Regions from separate parts of the Mus musculus genome. Here region 1 is linked to region 2. The links are chromatin loops, found by intact Hi-C in ENCODE. Cell type or tissue: gastrocnemius. All regions are shown on one strand. Each heading gives the region's core, and the rest is flanking DNA. Links, peaks and the distances in the headings are about the cores only.

Evidence for each region. Hi-C counts contacts between places; a loop is a spot of excess contacts. Peaks named below come from ENCODE experiments on the same cell type or tissue, not always from the same donor. Only the 100,000 strongest peaks of a DNase experiment are listed, where the experiment ranks them.
Region 1: a loop joins it to region 2, with 2.6 times the contacts of the local background. A loop is called at or near these places in 12 of 42 quality-filtered maps.

The regions. Positions count from the first base shown.
Region 1 is chr7:81,946,356-81,961,519 of GRCm38, forward strand. No RefSeq gene overlaps it. Among named protein-coding and RNA genes, the nearest start is that of Hdgfl3, 19 kb to the left of the region's middle. In gastrocnemius, for the core only: a CTCF peak has its summit at 8,040 (motif pointing left); a DNase peak (open chromatin) is centred at 7,998.
Region 2 is chr7:81,865,305-81,880,468 of GRCm38, forward strand. Tm6sf1 (transmembrane 6 superfamily member 1) reads left to right here. Exons shown (of 10, transcript NM_145375.4): 3 at 1-40; 4 at 3,337-3,440; 5 at 5,393-5,475; 6 at 6,065-6,186; 7 at 8,428-8,532; 8 at 10,420-10,512; 9 at 10,671-10,790. Among named protein-coding and RNA genes, the nearest start is that of Tm6sf1, 14 kb to the left of the region's middle. In gastrocnemius, for the core only: no CTCF peak of the experiment used is centred there; a DNase peak (open chromatin) is centred at 9,512.

The DNA.
Region 1 (15,164 bases), core at 3,041-11,040, 79 kb after region 2:
GCCAGTTTGTCAGAAAGATACAAAGGCAGGCAGATTCCTGAGTTCAGGGTCAGCCTAGGACATTTCTTTTGCAATGTTAAGAAAAAAGGTATGCTTGCTGTCTCCTAAAAATCAAATGGTTGGAGTCATGGGATACGGATTCTTAAGATAATCAAAAGGAAACCAGGAGTGAATGACTGGATGCAAAATAAAAGACTGGACCTGTGTTCTATGGGAGATGAGCTATCCAGAGAATTTTTAGGATAAAAAGAAAACTGGTTGGAGAACACACACACACACACACACACACACACACACACACACACAAGCAGGACACGGACAGAGAGATCTCTTAGAATAGCAAGCAAGCAGAATATAGAAATCTTCAGAGAGAAAGCAAAACAGAAACAGACTGGTCGTCAGCTTGAATCCAAGATTTGACCTTGAGTCTTTCTTATTTGTGCTCCCAGACAACCCTTCTCTCAGATCCCATCTCCAAGCTGAGGCTGGTCCTTGGCAACATATTTGTTTAAGCCTGTGTGGTAGCATATACCTGTAACCCTAGCAGTCAGGAGACTGTGCTAAGAGGATTACTACTAGTCTGAGGTTAGCCTGGGCTATATAGTAAAAACCTGATGTCCTAGTCAGCTTTAATTGCCAACACAGCCTAGAGTCCTCGGAGAAGAGAGTCTTAGTTGAGGGACAGCCCAGATCAGACTGACCAGTTAGCTTATCTGTAATAGATTATCTAAGTTCTGTTTTTTCCCATACATACATACATAATACATACTATGACAAAGTTTAATTTATAAATTAGGCACAGTGAGCAAGTAACAACAATCAAAGAGCAAGATAATTTTAACACTGTGCTGTGATAAAAAGCTGTTTCAACATGAATTATTTACTTTTGAAAGTTTTTCATTTATTTTTCCAACCACAGTTGACCATAGATTAAGACAAGACTCCACCTCAACAAATTTGAAATCATGTGGTCAATTTTCACTAAAGTTGGAGCTATCCACCACAGTTGAAGTGACTTACCTCTTTGTGTTTATAAATGTGAACATGTGTGCAACGGAAGTCAGGCACAACAGGTTTACTAGAAGCATCATTCATGGTAGTCAAGAGCTGGAAATAAGCCAGCACTAGAATGGATGAATGCACCGTGAGACGATCATAGAATAGCACATGGGAATGGAGAGCAAATGGCCACTATATGCTCGGGTTGTATCAGAATGTAAAACAGAAGAAGCAAATCCCGTGCCATTCCTCTGACACCAAGGTCAGAATTTGTCAATGGCATTTGAAGCAACAGTGGTTGCTTTTATGTAGAAAGATGGAATTTGGAAGGGCGTGGGGACTTTGGGGTGCTAAGTGTTTATTTCTCACAGGGGATTGGCTGCACAGGTATGTTCATTTTATGCTAATTCATCAAGCTGCACACAAGATTCTCTTCACTATAACTATTATGCTTGAATAAAGTTACTTCAAAATAAAAGCATTAATTGAGTTTTGGAACCATGGCTTACACATTGTGAACTGAGTACCACAAAAAATGCTTGAATGCCTAATGTTTCTTTGAACAAATCCCTAAAGGATGAAAGGGAGTTGTCGTTTTCAAAATGACTTCAGGAATGGGAGAGAGAATTCTTAGAAACACAGAATCTTGTTCAGGTCATTAAGGGTCACTTACCAGTAACATTTCGACTTCCCCTAAGGGGGGGCTGTTTTATTCACTTAGGTGTGCTGAGAATCTACCATAAACGAACCCAACTTTGGGCTAGGCAATAGCAAATAGGTTTCATCCACGGTGTCAATTCCAAACCACTGGTTATAGATCCCTGGAGCAGTATAGAAGAATGCATCTTGAAACTGCCCGTAGGATCAGTAGGAAATGTTCTGCCTCCCCCTCAGCCATGTATGTAGATACTATAGACAAAACAGTGGTTCATGAGACCATTTAAGCCATTCGAGGCCTTAAATTCCACAACCATAGGATGTTGATGGATGATGTGGAATACTGAATTATAAACATCACTGGACAAGGAACTCACAGTAGGAGCAAACGGATGTTGGTCTAATGCTGGATATTATGACAGAAAAGTCAGTGAACCAATCCATACAATTACTGTGAAGATAATCAAGTTTGATGGGAAGACAAAGACTAGTGAAAGATGTCGGCAGTTCATCACAGTGAAATGAAAACAGAATAGGAATCCACACCATACATCACCTTTTCCCAAGCAGCTGTTCCGAAGAAGACTGTCTTTTAGGCTCTTCATAAGTAAACTTAGGCCTGCTCTGAATATTTCCAAAACCCAGGTCAAGGGTGTAAGTTGCAACTGCATAGCTTATGAATCATGATAACACGTTGTTAGATAGAATGTGTATTTACCTACTTTGACAAACATCTTCAAAACAACAAAATTCTTTATGCATCTGAAAGATGGTAGAAACCAATGATGACGACTTCAATGATTATTAAGCATATCTGGCCAGGTATGCTGCACACCGATAACTCCAAACCTTGGAAAATAGAGCTAGGAGGATCCAGAGCTCAAGGTCAGTCTTGACTACACATTGATTTGGAGGTATTATATGAGATTATATGAGACTCTGTTTTATAAAATAAAATAGTCTCAAACATGTCTGACTTTTCATCTGTTGTTGTCCAAGTGATATTTGGATAAATAATAAAGAGCACATATAGCTAATTATTTCATATTTTCCCTCTTTGTTTACTTTCTTTCCTTTATCTTAGCAAAACCAAGATTTATAAGGTGCATTTTATTGACAATAATGTAAAAACAGATACAACTAATGTCTATAATTCCCCGATTGCAATTCATCAATAATATATTGAGCTATTTATCACTGGAATGAAATACTGGACACAGGCTATTCCTGAAGAAGGAGAGGTTCATTTAGCTCACAGTTTTAGAAGCTTAAGTGCACGGTGCTGACATTAGCTCAGTTCTTGGCTCCGACCCATCATGGCAGAGAGCAGTGGTTGAAGTATGCATGAGCAAGTAGCAGACCTGATCCAGGTTAAGAAAGAGAAAAAAATAGGAGTACGGAGGAGCTGGTACCTACCAGCCTCACTGAGCACACATCCAGATGACAGAAAGACCTTTCATGTGGCCCCACTTGGAAAAAATCCCTTCACCTCCTGGCAGCTTCACCTGGAGAACCAGGTCTTTAATCAGGGAATACAACCCATAAGAGATGTTTTTAAAAAGCTATTTCAGAGTACAACATAGTGGCACACACCAGAGTTCTCAGCTATTTGGCAGGCTGAGGCAGGAGGATCACTTAGGTCTAGGAGGTCAGGGCCAGAATATGCAACAAATCAAATGCCTGTTTCTTAAAAACAAACAAACAAACAAACAAACACCTAAAAATAAAAGACAGACTAGAGAAATAGCTCAGTGATTAAGAGCACAGTCTATTCTTGCAGAGTATCTGGATGGTTCCCAGTACCTACATGATGGCTTATCACCATCTGAAACTCCTGTTTCAGGGGATCCAATATCCACTAGGCTTGCTTGCAGTACACATAAATACATGTAGGCTAAACATTTATAGACAATAAAAAAAAAAAGCAAAAAGTGGTGGCATATTGCATTTAATCCCAGCACTCAGCCAGGGCTGTTACACAGAGAAACCCTGCCTCAAAAAACCAAACAACCAACCAAACAACAACAATAAAACACTCATGGATGTGAAATTTTTAAAAAATTAAAAATTAAAGTTAAAAAAAAAAGCCTACGGCTTTGCCTGAGCTGTAACAACTTTAATTGTGAATAATATTTTCAAATAAGATTTAGAAACAAGTCAGCAAGCTTACCTGCCATGCATATCATTATAATGGGTTAGCTTATGGAAATAATCATTAGCTTAGGATATGTTACAAAATCCTTCAATTGCACTGTATATTATTTTCTGTATCATGACTTTTACTGACTCTTAGCTAGATTTGTTATCACACATACTATCCCTCTTGTTTATGAGGGTCTTAAGTCCAATTAGACAAAAAAATTTTTATGAAAAGTATTTGCCTTTCTAGCTTAAAATGTCAAACTAGTTACAAATACAAGGTATTGATGTCACATGCTTTTTATGGCATAGTTTAAATGGTTGAGTCCACAACATGTTTTTGAACCATCCTGCATACAACTGTTGGTGAACACCTTGGTGATTCATAATACAAAGAAAGAAGAGAAAAAGAAGTCTTTCTCCACCAGGGAAAGATGCTTGGTTATGTAAAGACAGATTGTTTCCAGCTATCTTGGCGCATTCATTTTTCTTTTCTCTTACCTAAGTGCTTCGCCCACTTGGCTCTTCTCCAGACTCCTAGCCAGCTGGGAGCATCCACACTCCAGCAGAGTCACCCACATACTTTCATTATGTTTTCACACAGTCACCTTGGAGTTTGAGAATGCAGAGGCTAGAAAAGCAATAGATGGCTGCCTTTCTCTAGGTCCTAGGAATGTTTGTTACATGTGGGCTCCAGGACAAAGGTTTCTCTTGCTAGGGCTTGTGACCAAGACAGTATATAAATGTGGAGCAAAATGAAGTGCATAGTCAAATTAGTTTGAGAAATGCTAAATAAAAGCACAGACAGAGACATTTAAGGGAATTCTCAGAGCCTTTAATATGTTTACAGAATTTAACCAAAGGGGGATAACTTCAAGACAAAGAAGTCACTCACAGTATCCTTTAGTGTTGAAACAGCTCAAGAGCTTGCATTTCAGGGAGCAGAATGGGAAAAACAGTCCGGGGCACAGGGTTTCTCAACTACAGAGGTCTAGGAAGAAGGAAGGCACCGTCTGGACCACGACTTGGTCTTTGTCTTTCCACTACTTGTCTATCAAAGGCAAGTCAGTAAACCACCTCTAGCATTTGGGAGTGACTCTAAGGAGAGGCCACTGGCATTTGTCTCTTGATTATGTGCTTGCTCAATCAGCTGATCCCTCTGCTGGGAGAGAAACGTGTGTGTGCTGGGACAGAAGCACTAGGACTATTTGCCCTACTTGATAGCAGCTAAAAAAATGGGAGAACCTACGTATACCCAAGGGCTCATGGATTCCCATGGAGAAGAGATGACATAAGGGAGGGTGAGTCTTGCTAAGACCACCACAGTGGGCAATGACAAGACAAGACATCTCAGGAATGTAACATGACTTCACTAACTGTCAATCACCCTGAAGATGAGGCTATGTCTCCTAATGGCACGGTCCCATCACCAACAGGACTGGTTGGAGTTACCACTATCCACACCATGTTAACAGACACTGATCTAAGAGGCTTGTAGCATGGACGACCCGGTTCTTCCAGCTCTCTCTCTGCCCAGGAGAGGGGCATCCCCAGGAATTGATAATGCAGATCTCTCTTCCTGCTGCTTTCTGTGGTGACTCTGTGCCCCGGCCATGGAGTGAGATGGAGAGGGAAGGAGATTTCAATCACATTTTCAAAGGATACATTGAATACACTGGTCTGAATCTTGAGTTTCGGGAATTTGATGGAGAAGAGAAACTATCAAGTAGTAAAAGGGATCTCCAGAGACAATAAATAAAACTATTTCACTTTAATGATTTAAAAAAACATGAAAATGTGAAGCAGATTATCTCCATTCAAAGGTTGGGGTTTTCCTTTCTATTACTGAGTGATTTCTAACGTTCATTAACCTTTTTGTGTCTCAATTACCTCTACAGAATGAAGGTTATCAATCCCATAGGGTCATTATGAGTTACTATTTATATCTGATGAGCACATAGGGAATGCTTATAAATGGCTATTATGATGGTTTGTATATGCTTGGCCCAGGGAGTGGCACTGTTGAGAGGTGTGGCCTTGTTGGAGTAGGTGTGGCCTTGTGGGTGTGGGCTTTAATACCCTTGTCCTAGCTGCCTGGGAGCCAGTATCCTGCTAGCAGCCTTCAGATGAAGATGTAGAACTCTCAGCTCTGCCTGCACCATGCCTGCCTGGATGCTGCCATGTTCCTGCCTTGATGATAATGGACTGAACCTCTGAACCTGTAAGCCAGCCCCAATTAAATGTTGAGCTTTATAAGACTTGCTTTGGGAACTGCAACCCTATAGGTGGAACAACAATATGAACTAATCAGTACCCTGGAGCTCTTGTTGCTAGCTGCATATGAATCAAAAGATGGCCTAGTCAGCCATCACTGGAAAGAGAGGCCCATTGGACACGCAAACTTTATATGCCCCAGTACAGGGGAACGCCAGGGCCAAAAAGGGGGAGTGGGTGGGTAGGGGAGTGGGGGTGGGTAGGTATGGGGGACTTTTGGGATAGCATTGGAAATGTAAATGAGGAAAATACCTAATTTAAAAAAATGGGAAAAAAACTCAACATTTAGAATTTTTAGACATTTATTTAAATTGGGGTGTTGTTCTGTTACCTGGTTACATTTCTTACAATCTGTACATTAAATAGACACTACAATATTTACTAAATATCCTAAACCATATCTAAATGTATTTTTAGTTAGCTATTTAGTTCATTGTTTAAGTATTTGATAGCAAATTATTTGATAGAGAAAACGCTCTTCCATAGTTGCTTTCCAGTTTTTTTTTCCTAGAAATTTTGCACCTTCATATGTTTTATTGTTTAAATCACTCATCTCTTTTGAGTTTACTTCTTTTATGGTGGAAGTATATCCACCTTGTCATTCTTGTGGGCCCATATTCCTGGTTTCCCCAACACTGGAAAGAAAAAAAATGTGAAAGAGTTTTTGTATTCAGAGATTATAAAACTCAAGTTTTAGTAATTATTCCTGTAACTTCCCATAATCTGTAAATTTTTCATGATCAGTGGCCACTGGCTCTTTATTGGTCCATGATAGAAGAGTTTTTAACTGTGGTTTCCTGCCTCAGAGAGTTGTTGGTATATATGATATAATGACAAGTCTATAAAATCTGGAAGCATCAGGTTTGAATTGAAATTTAAAATTCTGAAAATTTGAATATTGCTACTGAAATATGTTCCCTTAAGTGTTAGGGATAACTTGAATATTAAATAAGTAAATAAAAATTTTAAATGACAAAAAAAAAAGACTTGCTTTGGTCATGGTGTCTATTCACAGCAGTAAAACCCTAAGACACTCCTGTACACACACAGTATACATACACACAGACTCATACAAATAAAGTTGTTGTTTTGAAAAGAAATTATTAATTTTTGAAAAAAATATTTACTTTATTTTTCATGTGTATGAGTGTTTTGCCTGCATACATGTGTGTATGTGTGCCTTGTGTGTATGCTTAGTATCTGCAGAGGCCAGAAGAGGGTGGTGGATCCCCTGGAACTGGAGTTACAGACAGCCATGGGTGCTGGGAACAGACCTGAGTCCTCTGGAAGAGCAGTCAGTGCTCTTAACTATGGAGCCATCTCTCCAGCCCCTGTAAAAATGATTATTTAAAACAACAGTTGTGAATGGCTGTTTCTGGAGATTAGGAGCAAGTCAGGGAGGCAATGGGGACCAGAAATTCCTAGTTATCATAAGAGCAACCCTAGCTTTTGAGAATGGAATATGGATCTTTTGTAAAATTAAACAAACAAACAAACAAATAGCCTGGGGGTGAAAATAGCATAGAAAGAGAAACAAAATGTCCCAGTGTCCCTTTTTCCAGCTCCAAAGCCAGGAAGGGAGAGTCTCCTTTCTTAAGGAGCAAGGCAAAGCTCTCTGCCATCAACGTTCATACTAGCTATAGACAGTTTTGCAGCTTTGAAGGCATACAGCCAGAACATCTAGGTGCCACCTGAAATCTGCAGAGCTGCCTGTTTCTGAAAAGGAATTGACTTCATTCAGAGCTCTCTTGAGAGAGACTCTAATTGGCTGAATTTGGGCTACTTTAGGAGCCCTGCATGCCCCAACCCTGGGGACCCCAGGCACTACTGTATTGGCTTTACAGGTAGCAGCTTTAGAAACCAGACCTGACTTGTGGCTCAATGCTAACACAGACTTCCAGAGAGTGCTACTATAGGGAGGGAGACAGTGCAAAGCAGAAGGAAGGAAGGTTGCCATCTAGAGGAACCAAGGGGTAGGAGATGAGTTGCCTGCTGAGTTTGAAGATAGTTTCCTGTGGGAGCCAGGACCACAGTGGTGACACTGACAATTGTCCTATTGTCAAATATAGGTGTTTATATCACTTACAAGAGCAGAAGGATTTATTAGTTTCTACTAATCCCAACCCACAATGGAGTTCTGGGGCTATGTTCAGGATGATGGCTGTTTTGGTGGTTACCATGACTACATCTAGGATTAGCTAAAACTCAAGTGGCTGGGTATACATACATATCTGTGAGGTATTGATTTAATCATGTGAGGTGGGAAGGTCTACTTTTAATCAGGGCCACACCTTCTGCTGGCAGCCTATATAAAGGCCATGGGGGAAGGAAGTTTGCTGGCTTTTGTCTGCTTGCTCTCACTCTCACTGGCAAGTCCATTTCTTTACCAACATTAAGACATACTGGATTCCAGCATCTACTGAAGACCAGCTGAGACAGCCTGAACAACTACTGGATTCTTGATCCTTTCAGTTGGTAGACAGACAGCCATCATTGAACTAGCTAGGCCACAGCCCGTAAGCCATTCTAAATTCCAGCTCTATATATCTATAGATCCACTCCACCAGCTCTGTTCCTCCAGAGATCTCTGACAAATAATACATCCAGCCTTGATGCTGTAGCCTTGCTCCAAATGCACAGCCTAAGAAGGTCCAGAAACCCAGTGTTGGTGGTGTCTGACCTCAGGCTCTTCCCAGAGCTCCTTACCTGAGAGGAATTTGTCCAGCTGTAGCCAGCTGCAGCCTATTCACTATTGATCTCTGGAGGATGCTACAAGGAAAGAAATGGTGAGAAAAGATCCTGGCCAATACTTTGTTTTCATGCATATGTGCAAGGGAGGCCTGAGGTCACTTGTAGCAGCAGAGAGGAGTACCATCATTGTTACCAGCTATGAATCTACGTGGGTCCCCACAGTGGGTGCTCCCACACCTTCTCTGACCAGGCACTACTGACAAGACAGAGTATGAATATGCCAGAGGGGATGCTGTCAACCCCCTGTCCCTCTGTGGGAAGCACTTGGATCCACCACCAGTGTGTAACCAGAAGGCGAAGCTTCAGGTGCCTTACTAGTACTGGATAAACCAATTCTGCTGTGACCCATTTATAACAGCCAATAGCGACTATGCCTAAGGAAATTTCCATCACTCACTCAATGGGGCCACTGCTCCTTTTGAGGAGTACACATGTAGGTGACTCCTCCCCACAGCTCTTCCTAGGATATGTTTCCACTATGCAAGAGACCCACTGTAGGATGCTCTCCTCTGAGGATAGCAGCTATCACCATCATCAGGGCAGCTGTGACTACTCACAAGTGGCCCCCAAGTTTGGCTGTTGCTGTCCCTGCTTAGAAGGGGCTGGGGGGGTCATTAAACTCTCACCAACACCCTGGCTACCCTCCCTTGCATGCCTCTGCCAGCTCTGTAATTCTGCCACTGCGGCATGTGGGTTCAGGAGGGGCTAGAATATATAGCGTTTGGAAGCTTGGATGAAGTGGGTGGAGAGACCATGTCTGGGGAAGTTATCATCCATGTTGGGTAGGGATATCACTGTTTGGGGGGTCACCTGTACGTAAGCCGGATAAAGTCATTGGCTCATCCAGCTAGACTTGGGTGGGTCTATTATTTGCTCTGTAGTTGGTGCCCTATTCTGGGTGAGTAGAGATTTGTTCACATTTCCCCAGGAAAAGTTTCCACGGTAGGGTTTTCCAACTCTGATACAGTATGCATTGTGCCCAAACTCACCGATCACAGCCAAAGAAGCTGTGTGGAGATTACACTGGGGTACAGGCTGGAAATAATCGTGGCCTTGTATAGCAAATTAATAACCCAAGATAAAGTTCTAGGAGAAAGTCATTTTTAAAAAACTTAAAATATGTTCTTTGACAATTTCATACATGTATTTGGTGAATCCTGCTTACTTTCTCCCTGCCATCACTATCTCCCCCATGATGTTCTACTCCCCGCACCCCACAGGTCTCCTCACCTTCATGACCTTTTGTTTTGTACGACATTGTTTTGTAACTAGCACCCTCTGTTTACCCTGGGTTTATAACTACCCTTTGGAGCTGAATGGGCAGGCCACTGTTTGGTACACAGTTAACCGAGAGCAAGGGAGGCTGGCACCCCAGTCTTGTTGCTGACCCAGTGCAAGCAATCCCAGCTGCTGTGAAATCCTGTCTGCAATGGCTAGGTTATGTCCTGAAAATAGCATTTTGCAGCTCTTCCCCCTATCTTCTGGCTCTGACACTCTTTCTGCTTCCTCTTCTGTAGTGTTCCCTGAACATCAGAGGAGGCTGTATACATGCCCTGCTTAGGGCTGAGTGCTCAACCATCATGTCTGCTAAGTATCTCGAGCAGCTGGGAGTCTGCATCCACTGCAAAGGCATGCTTCTCTGATTAAGAATGGGAGGAGTGGCTGTCTATGAGTATAAACATGGATATTTAGATTGTAGTTTTGTATCATGCCAATTTATCTAAAAAACAATAATGAGTTCCCAACTAGGGCCTATGACCTTCCTAGCCATGGGCTTTTGACTGGGTTTACAGTCCTGGATCTGTTGATTCTTGAGTACATGCCTGGAGGGGCTCATGTGAAGTGCCCTGCAAATTATTTGGTGCTTTCCAAAAGCCCAAGGAATTATTTGGTAGTTTACAATTAATCATGAAACAGTGATGTTAGCTTAGTTCATTCCTGAGCTCTGAGCCTGGGACCTCTCAAGTATATGAAAAGTGGGTTTTCCCCAGGAGCTACTGTTGATTCAAAAAATTCTACCAGACTCGGTGAGAATTTAAAAATCTCACCCGTTGTATGAACCCAGCAGACTTCACTTCTCAGATTTTAACATTAGGAAGAAAATAGGCAGCATCTCCAGTGGAAGGCTGAGCAACAACAGCCGTCTACACACATGGCATGCAAATCCACTGATGAAGGAAGGCACAAGTACTGTTACAGAGTGGGAGCCCAGCTTCAATGTCTAGAATTTGGGTGGACATTGTGTCAGATCTCTTACTTTCTTCTGGTGCTGGGACCTGAGCTCAGTGCTTTGTGTATGCTAGGCAGGTACTCTATCTACCATTGAGTAGCATCCGACCAGGGTCTCTCTCTCTCTCTCTCTCTCTCTCTCTCTCTCTCTCTCTCTCTCTCTCTCTCTCTCTCTCTCTTTGTGTGTGTGTGTGTGTGTGTGTGTGTGTGTGTGTGTGTGTGTGCAATTCTAGGGAGTTATTCTCTCTTGACACCTTGTGGGAACTGAGACGCACCCGGCATTACATGGGTGCCGGGATTTGAACTCTAGTTTTATGCTTGTATGACAAGCACTGTATCCTCTGAACCACCTCTCTGTTCCTGGGCTCTTCTATTTTAAATGTGAATGTCTACTGAGCCTCCTCCCCATTCCTGGGATAGGGGAGGTGTCACATTTTACACGTGAAACTTTAGAAATGATTTTCAAAGGATTGCGTCAGCTTCCCCTGAACAAGGTATAGTCACAGGTCTTCCTGACCAGCTCCAACGAGGTTGCATTTGGCTGAACCAATCTCTTCATAGAAGATGCAGAGTGAACCTCGGTGTATGACAAGTTATAGAGCTTGTTAGGAAACGGATTTTAGCCGGTGTCATCAGTACACTGAGCAACTGACTGCAGCTCACTGTAAACTAGGTCACCCTTGCTCTCACTGTTCTCTACAGCACAGCTTGACAAACAGGGAAGAGGGGAGCAGGGGGCAGGAGTCAGAGAAACCTGGACTTTAGAGGTCATCTTCTGGATGGTTTTGGAGAGAAAAGTCTTTCCTTTTTTAGGATCAATCCATACAATAGTTAGTGATCTGTGCCTTTTATGATGGTGCAAAAGTGAACCCATACAGTGAGACAGTCAACACTTTATATTGGAAAGGTGTGGCATGACTTTGTATCGCTAGGCTAACGTGGGTGTTGAGTTAAGGTGGGACAGACCTGTGCAGTTCGGTAGCCTGGCAGATTTAGAAGAAGATGGCTGAATCCTTAAGTTGAAAAGCATCTATGAATAAAAACAGGTGGGAGGGGAAGATGGGAAGGTAGGAGGTTAGGTAGGAGTAGAGTAACTATGGTCTAGAATAATCTATGATACATGACAAGATAACTGGAAGTTCAAAGGTCACCCGCACAAGGATAATTGATGCCCGAGGAGGGGCAATGCTTGGTGAGGTCATTGCATGGCACACACCCGTATTGAATTAGTGTACAGTAGACCGTACCTGTGCAGTTATGTGTTCTAGAATGTGGCCCTTTGAGCAAAACAGCTGCCACTTTCACCAAACCAGTTGTGCCTGCTTGCAAGAGGTCCTGAGGGCCTGCCTTATGATCATTGACAAGACAGAGGTCCTGTCAGGTCCTCTGGTGCCCACAGTGGCTCTAGCGGGTCTTCCTAGCCATTTGTATTCAAATTTACCTTCATTGCCTGTAGCCTCAGAGACTTCAAGTCTTAGGAGGTGATAAACTGGGAAGTGAAAGGATTCTCTTTCCTTGGGACCAGGAGATGCCAGCATCAATGCTGCTGAGGACTTTGCAGTGCCACTGTTTGAGGGTAACCCACACTCTTTATTCACATGCTGTTGCTAAGCCCGATAAGCCCATCAGTCCCCCAGGTAAACTTTGGTGGATTCATATTTTGGTTTGTTGCTGGGACCTTATGAGGAGTGGGTGGACACTGTTCACATCTCCCCATGGAAGGAATTCTCGCAACAGACATGGAACACAAACAAAGAACAACGACCCCTAAAAGGACCAACCTTGGAGACTATAATGTCACACATCTCTAAGTCCAGCATTTGGAGGTGGAGGCAGGGGCATCAAGAGTTGAAGGACAATTGGAGCTACGTGAAAACCTGTTTCAACACTAGGGACTGTAACTGAAAACCAACCCCCCCCAAAAAAAACCATCAACCCCCCCAACCCAAGGAAAAATCCCGAGTCCCTAAAACCGCAATTGGATGGAAATCGAGTAAAGTCCATCTCATGAAGTAGAGTGAGCTCCAGCACAGTAGCTTCTCTCTACATTCTCTTCGCTGTCCTTCAATAATGCCACGCGAGGCATTTCTGAGGTTCCCCCAGAACACCTCAACGTGCACTATGGGGCCACCACGTCACAGATAAGGAGATGGGAACTCCAGAGTTGATGTTTAAGGTCTTACAGCCAGGTGTGCTGAGGTGGAAGGTGATGCCAGGGGTCAGGGCAGGAAACAGGATAGGTTCCTGACAACACAGACTTCCCCATTCTGCTTTTGTTTCACCAAGGAAATGACAAAGCTGTGTTGTCTGGAACACTGGATTAAAGTTCTATCTAAGGCACTTAACTCCTGTGAGAGGGACTGTGCAGGGAACAGGTCCTTTCTCAGCTGTGCTTAGAACTGGAGGGCAAGGATGGCAGACTCAGGAAACTTTCCAATTACATTCCTAAATCCGGAGGACTCCAGAGTAGCACACAGTGCCTATTGCAATAACCCATAAATTCCGGCAGAGGGCACTCCTCCCTAATAATCTAAATAGCCAGCAGCTTTGATTGGAAAGCCACAGTGTATCTTTATAACTTTTCCCCTTGACCTCGGTATTCCAGCCCTTCTGTAAAGATAAAGTACTATGATTATGATTAGAGAAAATTCACACTTAGACTTATAGAGGCAGATTTTACATGTTTTCTCTCACTTGTGAATCCTAGATTTTATATAGATGCATAAACATACACACTCACAGACATCTAGACATACACACACACACTCTTTACATATATAAACATGAAAGTAGAAATATCAAATAATATTTTACATACATGTAAGAAATTAGAAGTGAGATTGGGGGGAAGGAAAGACCCTAGTAAGAAGGAAGAAAGAGGAAGGCACCGAGGGTGAATTCAGCCAAAGTAGATGACATGCATTTGAAAATGTCTTTATGAAATGTACCACCACGTACAATTTGTACCACTATGTACCAAAATAGGCTCAAAGCACAACTTACCAACGACACAGATTTCTAGTGTAAAAGCATCAGGTAGGAATCCTTTCTCTGAAGTGTCCTTAAGTAGCCACTTAACAATTCCTGGAAAAACAAGTGTATCAGAACACATGCTCAAACTGGGTTGAAACTCCTGTCTTGGGGGTTAAGTGCAGGAGTTATTGACTAATGACACAATCTCCGGGTCTCTCAGGCCTACAGCAGAAACTGTTGAGCCAGGATGGGACAATCAGCTGGGGAGTTTCCTGGCTTTGCACCTAGGCCACAGAATGACCAGGCAGGCTGCATCACAACTTTTGAAGGCCGGACCGGGTAACTGGTCTTTTAAAAAGCTGCACGGGGGATTCCAGTATAAAGCTTCATTTAGGAATCAGGGGCCTTCAAACAGTCTAGCAAGTTCTCAAACATATAGTTAACATATGATCAGTAATTCTACTCATAGGTAAACACCCAAGAGAATAAAAAAAAAACATGAATTTACACAAAAACTTGTACACAAATATTCACAGTTAAAATAGCTGTAAAGCGGGTCAAAAGATACCCGTTAGCCAATGAGTGGATCAATGCAATTAACAGATGAGTTCTGTGGATGCAATGGAATAGTGTCTGGTGATATCAAGAAATGACACGTTACAACATGGATGAACCTTAAACACAGGAAGGAAACAAGTTTCAAAAGGCCTCAAATGGTATGAATCTATCTCCATGAGGTATTAAGAATGGGTGAATCCATAGATACAGGAAGTAGATCAGTGGTTGCTAGGGGCTGGTAGGAGCTGGGAATTTCCAAAAAGTGAGTGTTTAGCGGACACAGTTTTATTTGAGGATGATGAAACGTTTTGGAACATTTGGAACATTTGGAAGATAGAGTGGTACAGCACTATGAAAATCATCGAAGAGAACACTTTAAAGTGGTAAGTTTTATGCTACACAGATTTTATCTCAAAGGAAAATGCACACAACAAACAACAAAGCCAACCGCAGTGTTCTGTAAGTGTTCCTAAAAAAGGTTTTAAGAAACCAGGGACAATGTACATCGTCTATTAGCTTAGTCAGGGGAAATACCCTAACACAGACAACACGACATAGCTGTACTCCTCTGATTTTGAACACCT
Region 2 (15,164 bases), core at 4,803-12,802:
TGGCATCATTGATGGATTCATGACGCACTACTTGAGAGAGGTACGCTGGTTGCTCAAGGGTCGCTCAATGAGTGGGTGGCTCAAATGCAGGCTGCTGTTGGAGTGTGTTTCCTCAGTCACCAAGCAGGCAGATGGAAAGCCAGCCACAGAAAACAGAGGCCCGGGAGACCACTCTCTCTTCACAGCGCCTTCACTCCAGAACCAAGGTGTGAGCTAGCATTTCCCTTTAAGTGAAGAACTCTACATGGATTTAGTATTTGGGTTTCTGTTACTGGGTTGTAATCTCAGGGAGTCCCTAACCAGCCTACCTGTAATCAGGATACCTGTAATCTCAGCATTTGGGAAGCTAAGGCAGGAGGATTGCTGCAAGTCTGAGGGCAGTCTGACAACATGGGGAGTTCTAGGCCAGCGTGGACTACAGTGTGAGACCCTGTATCAAAAGTAATGATAATAATAATAATATCAAGGTACTTACTTAAGCTTTTGGAAGTCCCTACCAACCAAATCATAGCACTCGAGGAAACTAGTCTTGTTTTCTAATTTAGAGTGGGTCAAATCCAGTCCCAGAGTGGCCAAGTGACTTGCTTAAGGTCGCGTGGAGAGTAAGGCATAGAGATGAAAACAGTGCTGTCTATTATCTTTCTGTGCTTCAAATGATGGGGAGTTTATATGTCTCCCCAGGAGTGTGTGTGAGGAGAGTTTGAATCAGGGAAGAAGGCAAGTTTGTAGGCATGGAGCCATGCCATGAGGTGGGACATCCCTAAGGTGGCTTCTTCAAGGCCAGCGAGGGCATAGAGCTAGCCAGAGGCAGCGCAGGGCAAACAGAGGACTGAGTTTCAGGGATTGGGATTTGGGGGTCGAGTTGGGGTGGGGAGTGATGGAGAGGACCGCTGGGGAGGACGTCCTGGTTCCTGCTTTGAGGTTTATTAGAATGCTGGAATTACTATGCTGGAGGCTTGAGGAGCCACGTTCTGTGGAGAGTCATTGAATCTAACCTTGTCTCCTGCCTTTAAAGTTCACTGTCTGGGGCTGGAGAGATGGCTCAGTGGTTAGAGCACTGACTGCTCTTCCAGAGGTCCTGAGTTCAAATCCCAGCAACCACATGGTGGCTCACAACCATCTGTAATGGGATCTGATGCCCTCTTCTGGTGTGTCTGAAGATAGCGACAGTGTGCTCACATATATAAAAATGAAGACATCTTTAAAAAAAAAAATAGAGTTCACTGTCCAATGTGAAGGGAGGACGACCTTGCCCTGGGTGTGATGGCAGAGGCATACTCTCTATGACAAAGGCACACTCTCCATACAGATGGATGGGCTCTGGGGCTGGCCAGGAGGGCCTCTTTGAGTTGCTGTTGTTTCCACAGAATTTCTGAATGGCCATGGGAGAGGAGCACACACACTTCTGCATGGTGAAAGGAAGGGAAAGGCCTTCCTTCTATGGCAAAGGGAAAGCTTAGGCAAAGGTCTGGAGAGCAGGCCCAGTGTCTAGGGCCCCCCTAGGGGGCCTAGGAATGTTTGCAGAGTGATGCAGAGCTCATCTGGGAATGTTTGGAGTCTTGAGTGCTTGAAGGACATCTACCAATGCCCCAGATGGCGGGTCTGGGCAGGTCTGGACCTTTGAATGATGGTTCTGTTACAGAGGCTCAAGAGCTACCCAAATATAGTTGAAACTTAGAAGTCCAAGAAGAGAATTGCTCCCACAGGCAGTGATGAAGAGATGCTCAAACTCTGGAGACTGGTCAGAAGGGGAGGAGCTTTGGAAATGGGCCATGGTCGGCAGACAGAGGCAGAAGGGAAGCCCAGAGAGGGGCCAATGGGCCCAGAGGAGGGGTCTTCAGGAGGGAGGCTGCTGGTCAGGGGCAAGATATCTACCTGGTGAGGTTGACAAGAAACGGGGCAAATAGCTACAAGAAAGGAAACTGGGGTGCAACAGTGGTAAGACCCGAGGACCGAGTAGAAGAGATGGGGCTTGTGGGCCCGCAGTGGGAGTGTGGGAAGCGGGGAGAGGTGATGTCCATTTGGAATGTAGCCGTGGTTCTCTGCGTGACTCTGAAGGCCTACTGTGATGAAGAGGGAAGATCGCCTGAGCTGACAGCATAGACACAACATTGGTGAGATTTGTCCAAAGTCTGCACAGCAGAGCTTGGAGCTGCCTGAGCCCTGTGTGGAGAGGCCAGGAAGGGCTTGGCTGAAGGGAGAGGCAGTTGGAGCTTGGCTGAAGGAGTTCAGGTGAGTTTGAAGGGCCCACGGGGGTCAGTCAAGCTCTCAGAGGAGGCCAGTGCTGGCTCACAGAGTTGAGTGTGTAGGTAGGAATGACTGGAGCCATGAAATAAGTTGGAATTATGCAGTGAATGCCAAGGTGAGAGAAAAGGGCAGCCAGGCTTTGGGCTAGAGTTTGGGTGTGGCTTCCTCCCCCATTGTGATTGAATTTGATTTGACTTTGGGCAAAAGGCTGCTTTCCTTACCCCAGGGGAACCACGGCATTTCAGAGAATGCCTGCTTGGATGTTTGGCATAGTTTGGCTGCTCAGACCTTTCCTAGTTAGAGAAAGGACTGCAGGTATTTTAGGGATACATTAGAAACAACCTGGGAGGGCACTAACCTGGGAGAAGGAAGAGAGAAAACACCATCGGAGAACCCAAGTCCCCTGAGGGGACCCGGAAACAAGACTACCTGGGGGGAGGGAAGTATACATAGTTCATCATATAATCTTGTATTCATGAAACAAATAATATCTCAGAAATGTGGTTCTGTGTTAGCTATGTGACCTTAGGCAAGTCTTAAAGCTTTTGAAACACATTTCCTCCTCTCAGGACAGTCAGTCCTGACCAACCCACAAGCCTGTTTCGGGAATAATGGGTAGATAGGAAGCTGAGCTCAGGGCTGCCTGGGTGTACCCACGGAATTGGGCCCAGGCAGCTCCTCACTACTGCCCAGCCCACAAGCGCAGCATGAGTGGTTACGGCCAGCAGGTGGCACCAGTGAACAGGGCCTTCCTGGGCTGCCCCTCTGTGCGAAGGCCAAGCACCTGCAGGCTCAGGTTTGGCCTTGCTCCAGCTGGCTGGGATTGCCCACACAGCCATCTGATGCCTTTGTGTTGTTGTACAAACCTTTGCTGAGCCATCAGATGCCAATCTGTCAGAGATTCTCCTGTCTGGCGCCATGGCAGACCCTGGTTTTGGCAGCCCTAGGGTAAAGACATATTTTCACAGTCCTACCAACTGCACGGAGGCTGTTTCATCTCAGCAAATGAACAGCATTTAGCTCTGTTGTTTTATTTGCAATGTAAAGATCCGAGTCTTCCTTAACATGTCTTTTTAATGCTTTCCTTAGGGTGAACCGTATCTGAACACGGCCTATGGGCACATGATCTGCTACTGGGATGGCTCTGTTCATTACCTGATGTACCTAGTGATGGTGGCCGCCATAGCCTGGGAGTAAGTTAGCTCTCCTGGCTGTGCTATCCTTTGCAACTCATAAGGGGTATGTAAGGACAGTGCATGCACAGAGGCGAGTACGCGAGGGCACGCCAGGGCGAGAATGGATGAGCTGAACAAAGCTGTATTTCCCTGAATCACTGGTTTGTTTTGTTCTATTGCTTTTTTTTTTTCTTTTTTTTTTTTTGTGGCAGCTCAGACAGAATCTCTCTTGGTGTGGTGGCTCACACTTTTATCCCAGCACTCAGGAGGCAGAGGCAGGCAGATCTGTGAGTTCAAGGCCAGCCTGGTCTACAGAGTGAGTTCCAGGCTAGGGCTACAAAGTGAGACCCTGTCTCAACAAATAAATGAACACACAACAACAACAAAACGTGTATGTGTGTGTTTGCTATGATAGGCAGGTGGAGGTTAATTTACACAAGGCTGGGGTCTCTCCTTGCACCCTGGAGACCTAACTTAGGTTGCCAGCTTGGCAGCAGAGGCCTTTACCCACTGAGCCACCTTGTTGGCTCACCATCTTATAGTTAGAGGTAGGGTATCTCGCTGAGGTAGGAGCTCGCCATTTTGGCTAGGTTGGCTGGCCAGCAAGCCCCTGGGGTCTTCCTTGTCTCTGCCTTCCCCCTGGTGCACAACACCAGTCTCGGCTTTTCATTTGGGCGCTAGGGATCTGAACTCAGGTTCACAAGGAGCCAAAGTCAAGCACCTTGTACTTCCATGGTTCTTCTGGTCTCAGGTCAGAGTTTCGCCTCAAGTTCAGGTGTGGCCCCAGGGCTTGGGAAATTGCGCACACACACACACATTTGGGTTACCCCTCAAATCTGTGTGGCTGGCCCCTCTGGGAGCATGACTGTGTTATTAAAGAAATGAGGTAAGATTTTGTGACAGTTGCTGTTTTGGGGGTACCAGTACCCTTTGCTGTGACAAACTAGCTGTATCTCACAGCACATGGGCTCTTTGGGGGAACTCCCGCAGCAGAATTCCTTGCATCACACCAACTGCAAAAGTAACCAGCGGCTTTGGTTGGATTCTCACTCTCTGTCCACTATGGCTTCCATGGCTTCTTTTGAGCCCAGGAGGCAGGCTTTGCCTATGGACTCTTTCCAAACAGCCTGAGCTTCCCCATCCTCAGTGTGGCCTGAGGTTAGAGAAGGTCTTTCAGTTCTGTCCCTGGAAGCTGCAGTGTGCCCCATGAGCTGACCCCCACTTCCTGTGTCATGCTTCAGCTTGGTCTTGTCTGTCTTCCTGTGGCATTCTGAGACTAATCATTGGCCTGGCTCCATTAGGGGCTGCAGCAGAGCAGAAAATGTACAGTGCTCACCACTCTGTCCCCTCCTTTTGGATTCCTCTCAGCCTCTGGTGTGGTGTTGTTTCTGGGTTATCAGTTGAAGGGACATCTGGCCATCACTGAGATTAGAGCAGCCCCTTTAGAACACAGGGACATGCCACTATCCTCACCTCTGGGGCTTTATCCCAAACTCAGTTGCCACAAAAAGTCCACTTTATACCCCAGCGGGCACCTGGAGCCCCAGTGCTGGGTGCAGTGAGGAGAAAAGAGGACCGGGGATTGCTGTCCGGCCACTTAGCTGAATTGGCCAGAGCTCCAGGCTCAGTGAGAAACCCTGTCTCAAAAAATAAGGTGGCGAGTGATTGAGAACGGAGCCTGACAGAGCCTTCTGGTCTCTACACACACATGGAGAGGCCTACACGTACATGTGCCCACACACACACTACATGCTTTTGTGAATGAGTGCATAAAGCTACAAAGGATACAAAGGCGGCTCTGTTCTGTGTCACTTCTCGAAGTGATGCTTGATCGTCAGGGTTTCTTGGGCTTATCATTTGATTTGGTGAGTTTCTAGTCTTGTGCCTCTATAACTAGAATGAAAGATAAATTTAGGATCGTCCTTGGAGTCCCAAGACAAGTGCACTGTATCAAAAATGTCTTGTTGTAGGGAAAGCTACAGAACCATTGGCCTATACTGGGTCGGATCCATTATAATGAGCATCGTGGTTTTTGTGCCTGGAAACATCGTAGGTAAGAACCCTGTTCTAACGGTCACTTTGTTGTCAGCGTCTGTCTGCTTTGCGATAACGGGTTTTTAGAGGAGTTGTTTTTTAAAACATTGTAATAGAATAATTCCAATATTTTGAAAACAATTTGGCAAAGTTGTTCCTATCTCACTCGGTGCTCTTGCCTGTTAGGAAGCGCTTCCTGGCTGCTTTCAGACGCGTGCACTGAGCAGTTAGCTGAACAACTGGCACTGGTGCACGGACGGTGCATACAGCGCCGAGTATCGTGCTTACCCCTCACACACTCCGAGAGCTCATGCTAAATGCACTGGGACATTAAGAGTCTTCCAGGCTGAAGTAAGAGATGTCATAGGATGTGCAAGACCTTAGGACATATGTGTTATATATACTTTTTAATGTATCTAGGACGTCACTGTTACAAACATCTCATGGCTCTAAGTTGACTTGTCTTACCTAATACAAATATTGCCTGGTTCATAGCGAAATTGTATAATTTGGGATGGAAGGTAGCTTAAATGTGACTGTATTTATGTATGCAGTATGTAACGCAGTGAACACACATTTGACTGTCTTTTCCTCTTTCTTTTGAATAGGAAAGTATGGGACACGGATTTGCCCTGCATTTTTCTTAAGCATACCATATACATGTCTTCCGGTCTGGGCTGGCTTCAGAATCTATAATCAACCATCAGAAAACTATAATTATCCCTCAAAGGTGATTTTATTACATTTAGATTTATCCACTGTGAAGATTTCAGTGCTGGCGTGTGAACTCAGGCTAGCTCTCCAGCAGCTGCTATGTCTTACTTATTCTCAGCCTCGCAGGGCTCACTCACATCTCCTGGGAGGAGAGGCACATCTGGGACTGTACTGATGGCCTGGCATTTGCTGCCATCTTCTGTAACATGGCCGACAGTCTGCTTCTGCAGACTGGACGGCCCGAGCCCATCCAAGCCACACACTTCTGGGGACTTCCTTTGCAGGGAATCGCCTCCGTTCCTGTTACCCTTCTGTGTTAGTGTGACAGGTGAAGTTCAGAGAATGTGCTTTGCTTGTGGCTGAGCACCTGATACATTTTTCAGTAATATCATTTACTGCTGAGGGTTCCACATGGCCGTAGGATCTGTTCCCCGGGGATGCTGGCCCCTGGACAGGGGTTGCAGGAGCACACCCGAGGCCCCTCCCTTCCATTCACTGCTGAGACGGTGTGGGCGAGGTAAGGCCAGCCCTGCAGGGTTGGTTAAACCCAGTGATTTCTTTCTAACTTTCTCTTCCGTTTATACACAAGATCCTTGGGTAAGGTCCTTTAGATCTGCACTACTAGCTAGAGTACAATTACTGACCTTACAAAGCCATTTTAGCTTTAAATGTATTATTTTTGAGGCAGGGTCTCACTATGTAGCTGGCCTTAAACTCTGTGTAAACCAGAGATCTACCTGTCTCTGTCTCTTGAGTTCTGGGATTAAAAGTGTGCACCACCACACCTGGCCCAAGTTATTTTTGCAAATAGAAATCATTAAAATGCCAGCACTCGGGAGGCAGAGGCAGGCAGATCTCTGAGCTCAAGGCCAGCCTAGTCTACAAAGTGAGTTCCAGGACAGCCAGGGCTACACAGAGAAACCCTGTCTCCAAAAACCAAAAGAAAAAAAATGCTGTTTTAGGAGAGTGTTGGGAATAAAGTCATGGCCACCTGTGTGCTGAACCATGCAGATTTCCAGCTTGCTCCATGTACATTCTAACTTACACAGTTAGTTTGTAAATATTTAGATACCGCTATTCTAACTTACACAGTTGGTTTGTAAATATTTAGATACCGCTGAGTAAACTCAGGCCAAGGGCAGCTACACTCATCTGTCTGTTTGAGGAGCGAGTGGGTGTTAAAGGAAAAGGTAAACAGAAACCCTGTGGCCCCGGCTCCTTGGCCCCGAGAGGTCTCCCCCGAGAGGTCAGGGTATGAACACTCTGCGTAACAGAGACACAGAACCAGTTGTTAATTCAATGCTAAAGCACAGCTCATAAGAACTAAACTCAGAGCAAACAAAGCCAACCTCTCAGAAGCACTCTACGAAGAGTGTAACCAGGCTTCCAGCCCAGCCCCACCGGGGCCTTTCCCGAGACAGGCGTGATGCAGACAACAGAGATGCCTTTGCCAGCCTGTTCTCCATCACAGGAAGCATTCCGGTGAAAACTGCCCAGCGTCTTGCAGTGGGAGGACAAGTGGCTTCCTTATGGTGTTCTCAGTTTTTAATCATGGGGGTGGGGGGCGGGGGGAGATGTGCTCACAGGCAGTTATTCAGTGAATGCAAAACTGTTTGTATTCTAAGTCCTGTTTTTCAAAAAGGTTACATGTGAGTATATGTATATACATATAAATGTATAGGAACGTATGAGTCAGGCATGGTGGCACAAATGACATCTAATCTTAGCAATTGGGAGGTGGAGACAGGATGGATGATCATGAATTTGAGGCTGACCTGAGCTACCCAGGGAGTCTATCTCAGCTACATAATTGAGATCCTGTCTAAATAAAACAAAAACAAAACAAAAAAACAAAACCAACCAACCAACCAAAGCTGACCATCAACCCAGCAGCTGACCAGCCAACCAGAGAGCACCACAGATGAGGGCGACCGTGTGCAGTGTGGCAGCTTATGGTTTACTGTCTAAAACTTCATTTTTCAAATGAACATAGCTAACCTTTAAAATCATAAAATCATGTAGTTTCAAGAAAAAAAAATACAGACTAAAGCTGGAAGGGCACACATCACCTGGCTCAGTGCCTCCATCCCCAGGGAAGGGATGCACTGGAGGAGGAGACCCTTGCCGTCAGTGCCAGTGGGCTATCATGTGAACTGGGCCTCTTCTAGACTCAGTATTCATATCCTGCCATTCAGTGTTTCAGACTTGTCTCTGGCATTGGGACAAGTTTGTTCTCTGGTGGCAAACTCTATTTCAGGTTCTTCAAGAAGCCCAAGCAAAGGCCCTGCTGAGAAGACCGTTTGACTTAGTGTTGGTTTTGTGTCTTTTCTTGGCAACTGGATTTTGCCTGTTCAGAGGCTTGGTAAGCATGGTGTCAAGTAATAATATACTATTCCAAACAGGAAAAAACCCTCTCTCTTCCTCTCTCTCTGTCTCTCTGTCTCTGCCTCTGTGTGTGTGTGTGTGTGTGTGTGTGTGTGTGTGTGTAAAATCAAACTGACAAACTTCTGCCACAGCCTGGAGCTCTGGACTCCTTCCTGTTTGCTATCAGCACCCCCCCCATCCCCCCCTTGCCCCCACGCAGGAAATGTCTCATCCTGGGCTATCTCATCTGTCTTCCTTTGGGCCCTCAGGTCAAGCTCTGTCTAGAAGTAAAATAGTCACCTGACAAATTAGTATTAGAATTTTATTTTTTTGTTTCCTTTTTTTAAAAATTTTTATTTCTTTCTGATGTAAAGGCAACCATCATGGGTCAGAGTGATCCTCTAAGACCTCAATTCACCTGTGGTCCAGAGTGTCCACGTGCTCTCAAGAGTGGGGTCCCTGATCCTCACCTGTGCAGGGTCCCGTGAGTTTCTCACTGTTAAGGGTATTGCTGACGTAGGCTCAGGTTTGGAGTCTGATAACATGAAGGCCTCACGAGCTTTTTGGTTTTGTTTTCTTTTTCCCTTTTCCCTTTATCATTTTTGTACCTAGTAAGTACTCAATAAACAATTGTTATGGTCTTAATTCATTAGTGATTATTCACTCTGACCCAGCTTTATAACTTATTCTTAGAAGAAATACTTTCTATCTCAGAATTATTTGCTATTCATATTCAGCTTCAACAGTTACCAATTATTCTAAACTCACTGGTGTTGGCACAAGTTGAGAACACGCCATAGAACCTTTTTGCCAAGTTCAAACCTAAGAGACGAGTGGAATCCTTCCATGCCCTTTTCCTCTTGCCCCTGAGAGAGATGTGTGCTTGTACACTGGGTGGGGCTTTTGCAGATGAGAATTTGGGCAGAGGCCCAAATCCACTGCCAGCATGTAATCTACATTGTCATCGAGGTGGAAAATTTCATGTGCAGCCAAGGATATGAGGAGTGGTGCCTGAGGGCGAAGTGTCTCAGGAATGTGCCGAAGACTCTTCTGTGGCCTGGTGTTCAGTGCCAGGGCTCAATCTGCTCTCCGCCCTTTTACAAAGTGGGCAGAGGGGGGCTTCACACGAGGACCCAGCTTTCTTTTCTTTTTAAATAGATTTATTTATTTATTTTTATGGATATGAGTACACTGTAGCTGTATAGATGGTTTTGAGCCTTCATGTGGTTGTTGGGAATTGTATTTAGGACCTCTGCTCGCTCCAGCCCAAAGATTTATTTATTATTAGACATAAGTACACTGTAGCTGTCTTCAGACTCACTAGAAGAGGGCGCCAGAAGAGGGCGTCAGATCTCATTACAGATGGTTGTGAGCCACCATGTAGTTGCTGGGATTTGAACTCAGGACCTTCAGAAAAGCAGTCACTACTCTTACCTGCTGAGCCATCTCGCCAGCCCAGGACCCAGCTTTCAAAGCAATCCTTACTGCCTCCAGGGGCCATATGCTCTTTGAGGCACTGGAGAGAGGAGGATACTATCTTTGAATCTTGCAAAGCATAGTACAGTTTTGTACAGAAGCCTTCCTTTTCTTCCTGTAGAGGCTTGTTGGCCGCCCCAGCCGCCGTGCTTTAGCTCACTACACCTAGGTGCAGAAGCTGTGACTATCCATCTCAAAGCCCTTCTCCACTGTTAACGTAGGCTTAGCCACTTAGAGAGGTCTGAACATTTCTTGCATATTTCTCCTTTTCCTTTTACTGGTGAGCCTATAAAGACACATGATTTATGTTGAGAACCGAAGCAGCTTATGACTAAAGCTGGCACACCGCCTTATCAGCAAACCGAAGAACCAGACAAGACTATTTATAATGATCTCACTTTGTCCTTAGATTGCTTTGGATTGCCCAGCTGAGCTCTGCCGACTCTACACGCAGTTTCAAGAGCCCTACCTAAAGGACCCTGCTGCTTATCCTAAGATTCAGGTCAACTAGTTACAATTTGTCTAAAGTTAATTCTCTTATTTTAAATGGGAATAGGAATTAGCATTTTTATCTTTGAAAATATTTCATGTTTTTGCTTTTTTGTTTTTTTTTTTTTTTGTCAAGCTGTTAATTTGTCTTTTCCTTTTTTTTTTACACAGATGCTGGCATACATGTTCTATTCCGTCCCTTACTTTGTGATTGCCCTTTATGGCTTAGTGGTCCCTGGATGCTCATGGATGCCTGATATAACGCTGGTCCATGCTGGAGGTCTAGCTCAGGTACTAAGACTATTCCCTGAGGGTGGGAAGTTCATTAGTTCTCTAGCTTTTATTGGATTTATGTAGCCCATTTCTGCTTGGTGTCTGAGTAAGAAATTGCCTTCTAGTGTGTTGGAAGGCATTTCTGCTACATACACACACACATACAAACACACACACAATTACTTTAAATCTAATGATACCACCTTGTAGATGTGGTTAAATGGTGAAATTAAGAGTTTTCTGGAGTCATAAGAGTATCAAGCAGTACTGCTGTGTAATAGAACCGTTTCCCAAACTATGGACATAATGATTACTGATGAGTTCAGAACTGTAACTCTTAAGCTGTCTACTAGAGCTAAATGAAGAGTCTAGAGCTCTGCTACACAATGCTCAGCAGAACCAAGAAGGCTGGTTCTGTTTCTGCAAAGCTGAGCCTTCCTGGTCCCTCACCCTGGCACCTCGACAAGTTCCTGCCTGACAGCAGGTGTTTAATGAAAGCAACTCTGACCTGGAAATGAGATTGGGGTCCACCCAGAAGCAAAACACTGTCAATTAAACACTCATGGTACAGTAACCACGATGGCAGAAAGACCCCAGAATTCATAGGGTTGAAAAACAGAGTACTCATGGGGTCAGTGGGCTAAATCCTTCCTAGGGTACTTAATTAGACTATTTATAGAAAAAATAGATAATGCTTGCAGAAGAAACACCACTTAGCTCTCCTTGGTCAGTCTCTGAATACCTTATCCTCAAGGCCTTGGCTTGGGCTTTAATTTCATCATCTTCAAGGCCTTACAACTTATAACTGTAAGCTGGTGACAGTCTCTTCAGCCCTGAGTGCTAACTCCTAAATTTAACTCCCAAATTAATAATCTCATTTGGATGTCTTACTAGCTCATCAGAATTTTTTTTTGATGCGTTTTGAGAAACTTCTGGTGTCTTTGTAATGCAAGCAGGTACACATGAGTTTTTAAGCACAGCTGCAGATCAAGTATCAGTCTATACAAGAAAACATATTTTCCTGTTTGATGCAGAGTCTTGCTTTGTAGCCCAGACTAGCCTTAAACTCACGATCTCTTACCTTGTCCAGGGAGCATGGCAAATGCAGAGACTCAAATAGGACTCTCGGTCTCACCATTTCTCCTGTTGTCCATTGTCTTTGTAAATAGCCTGAGCTTGCATTGGCCAACTCAAGCCAAAACCTGGAATCTTCTAAATTCATTTCATGTATATGGTGTTTTGCCTGCATGTGTATCTATGCACCATTTGTGGACCTGTGGAGGCTAGAACAGGAGCCTTCTCACCTGGACCTGGAGTTCCAGATGGCAGTGAGTCACCATGTGGGTGCTGGGAATTGAATTCCAGTCCTCTTAAGAAAAGCCAGTTCTTTTAAACACTGAGCCATCTCTCCAGAACCTGGAATAATTCTTTCTACTCCCCTTCCCCTCACCCGCTACGTATAAGCCCATCTCTAGGTCAGGTCAAATCTGTTGTTTCCAGTGTGAGCCTGTTGCCACTATGCTAGTCCGAGCGTCTAACCTCCTGTTTTGTTTTACTTGCCTGTGTGAGGGTAGGCTACATGCTCTGTGGTAGTAATGAAGTAAACACGTGTTTTACTGGGGCCAGTGGAGTCAGCTCATGCAAAGATCACAGGAAAGTTTTCATGGGCCAGATTTTGCAGTTTAGCTGCAGGGAAGGCTGGCAAATGTGATCTTAGTTCTCTGAAGCAATGGTGTAACTAATGGACGGAACATCTGTGTTCTTATTTAAATGACTACCCCTTCAAAGATGAGGCACAGCATCACCAAATGACATGTAGGGCTAAATTCTTCTGTCCAGCTCTAAACCTCATATCCACAGCATCATCTCCTCCTGCCCCTGCAAGCAATCAGCTGAGGCAGTGCCCAACAGCACAAAGTAAGCCAGCCCTGTGTGTGGCATCGGGGAGCAGAACCACTGTAGGGCAAGCATAGTGGTGGGAGGCAGTGCTGCCTGCAGCCAGTTTTTGAGGGCTGAATGGGACGTCACTAAGTTGAACTGCTTCAGGAAACAATAGATGGATAGCATTTAGGTATGGAAGCAGGTGGTCAGGGCAGACTTAGCAGTAGCTTTTGTCTCCTTGGCTTGGTTCCCCTTTTCACTTGTACCCTCTAGGGCAAAGGAGGCACACTTACCTCACTCTCTCCAGCCAGTCCAACAGCTAACTGTGCTTTGATTCAGGTGGACATCCTCTACATGACACTGCCACCACCCCAAGATAGGATTCTGAGTGTCCTCAGCTAAGGTGGCAAAGGACAGGTATGCAGCCTGGTCAGTCTCAGGGGATAACTCGAGAACTAGACAGAAGAACCGAAACGCATGTCCAGTTATGTGGAAGAATCACATGGCCAAGACAGGAGGTTTAGGAAGGCCTAACCTAGAGGCAAATAGGTTTAGAGCCTACAGCAAGACTAACCGTTCTGTGGATGAGGCTTAGTCTGCAAGTGGGTCGCTGTGACTCCAAACAGGTGGCCCTGGGAAGGGCAGCCTGGGCTGCGGGCCTGGCAGAGGTAGGGCAGCCTGGGCTGCGGGCCTGGCAGAGGTAGGGTAGCCTGGGCTGCGGGCCTGGCAGAGGTAGCTCAGCCAGACTGAAAGCTTTTCAGCAGATCCTTGGCTTATCTATCATCGTCCAGTTTGACAAGATAGACTGAAGTCTCTCTTGCTGTTGAGTACAGATCCAGGTCACGAGGGTCAGGTCCTGTAATGTCCGTTTTCTCCCAACAGATCAACCCACGTGGCATGGTGCAGAGATTGTATGTTCAACATCCTCCTAGTTTGGGCTTTAATATCTACTTATTGTGTTCAGCTTCTGTAAAAGTTAGAAATGATGCTACAACAAAGCAATGCACATACTGAAGCGCACTTAGGAAATGCCCGCCTGTTATGAGGGTATTCTCGTGGCAGAAAGGATCTCTGTCACCTTGACCAGCATCCCCTAGCTTCTAAAACTGTTGCCTAATTCAGACACTTCAGCCTCCTGTGCTGGAATCAGAAACACAAACCACCATGTTAACTCCTAAGGCACTACAGTGGAGTAAGAAAAATTCCTAATGTTTGCTTATTTAGGTCACTGGAAGACACACTGGGTGATTGGTTATTGGGTCTTTGATTTCAGACTGGGTTAGGAACCTCTCAAATCTGTCCTCTTCAGAAAATATAAGCTTAGTCAACACTTTAAAATAAAAACCCGGCCAAGTTCCACTGGGGGACTTTATCTCTCTTCATACACAGCTTGCTGCTATAGGACTAAAGTTGTAAGACTAAGGAGAGACACTTACTAGTGCTTCCTCTCGCCTGGCGCAGTCAGCTCTTAGCGATGTGCAGAACCAACCAACTTAAGAGATGTATGTTGAGGCCTGTGACTGTAATCAGTACTGAACAAAACTTTCTAGACTTTTCTTATTTCCAAAAAGACAGTACAACTGCGTATACTGCATGTACACTGTTTGGCTCTGTGAGTCATTTAATGTAACACGTGCACAAAGATGTACAGAACACACAAACATGTTTTATATAAGGGACTTGAGGCTCCAAAGATTTTGACATATATGGGATTTCCCAAGGTGCTGGAACCAGTCCTCCTTGGATCCCAAAGGCTGACTGACTGCACACTGTTAGAATCTAAGTTAATATAATGAACAGCAGGAGCTGATCAAGTTCCTCGTCGTTTCTAGGTAATTCAGTAAATCCAGTTAAAGCGACGTCTGTTACTTTCTCTTCTGTCAAGCTGCTGAGGCTTAAATAGGGTTCTAAGTCCAGAGCCAACGACAGTGCCTGACATGTCAAAGCCATGCGACTCCTATTTATAATTACTATTAATACAGATTCCCAGAAAGGACTGAGAGAAAAATGCTTTCTCACTGAGATTAATTTTTCTACAATTTAAGCAAAGTGTATCCCTCATATAATGACCTAAAAAAACCCTAGACAAAAGCTTAGGGGTAGGTTCCTGGTGGGCATTCAGTAAGCCCATGCTGACTGGGGCCAGCTGAGTCTGGTGACATCCCTTCCCATGCACTGTCCACCCCCACCCTACCCCACCCGCTCTGCTGGGATCCACAGGTACATCTGTGGACAGTCTAGCTGAAAAGAGTTGATCTTCCTTGAGTTAAGCTTTGTAACATTTTTTCCTTCAGGAAAACCTTTTAGGAAGCCCGCAGGTTACCAATCTCCCATCTGCTCAGGTGCTTCGTTACCAAGCACCTTTAGTGGTGACATTTTGACGTTGGGTTTTACTTTCTTACATGCTTCTCCTTTGATAGAGGAGTTAAAAGGTCAGACAGGTATCTAACTGAGCTTTGTGAGCCTAGCCCTCCCCTGCTGGGGCAGACCTTTCACCTGGCTTGTGGTGGA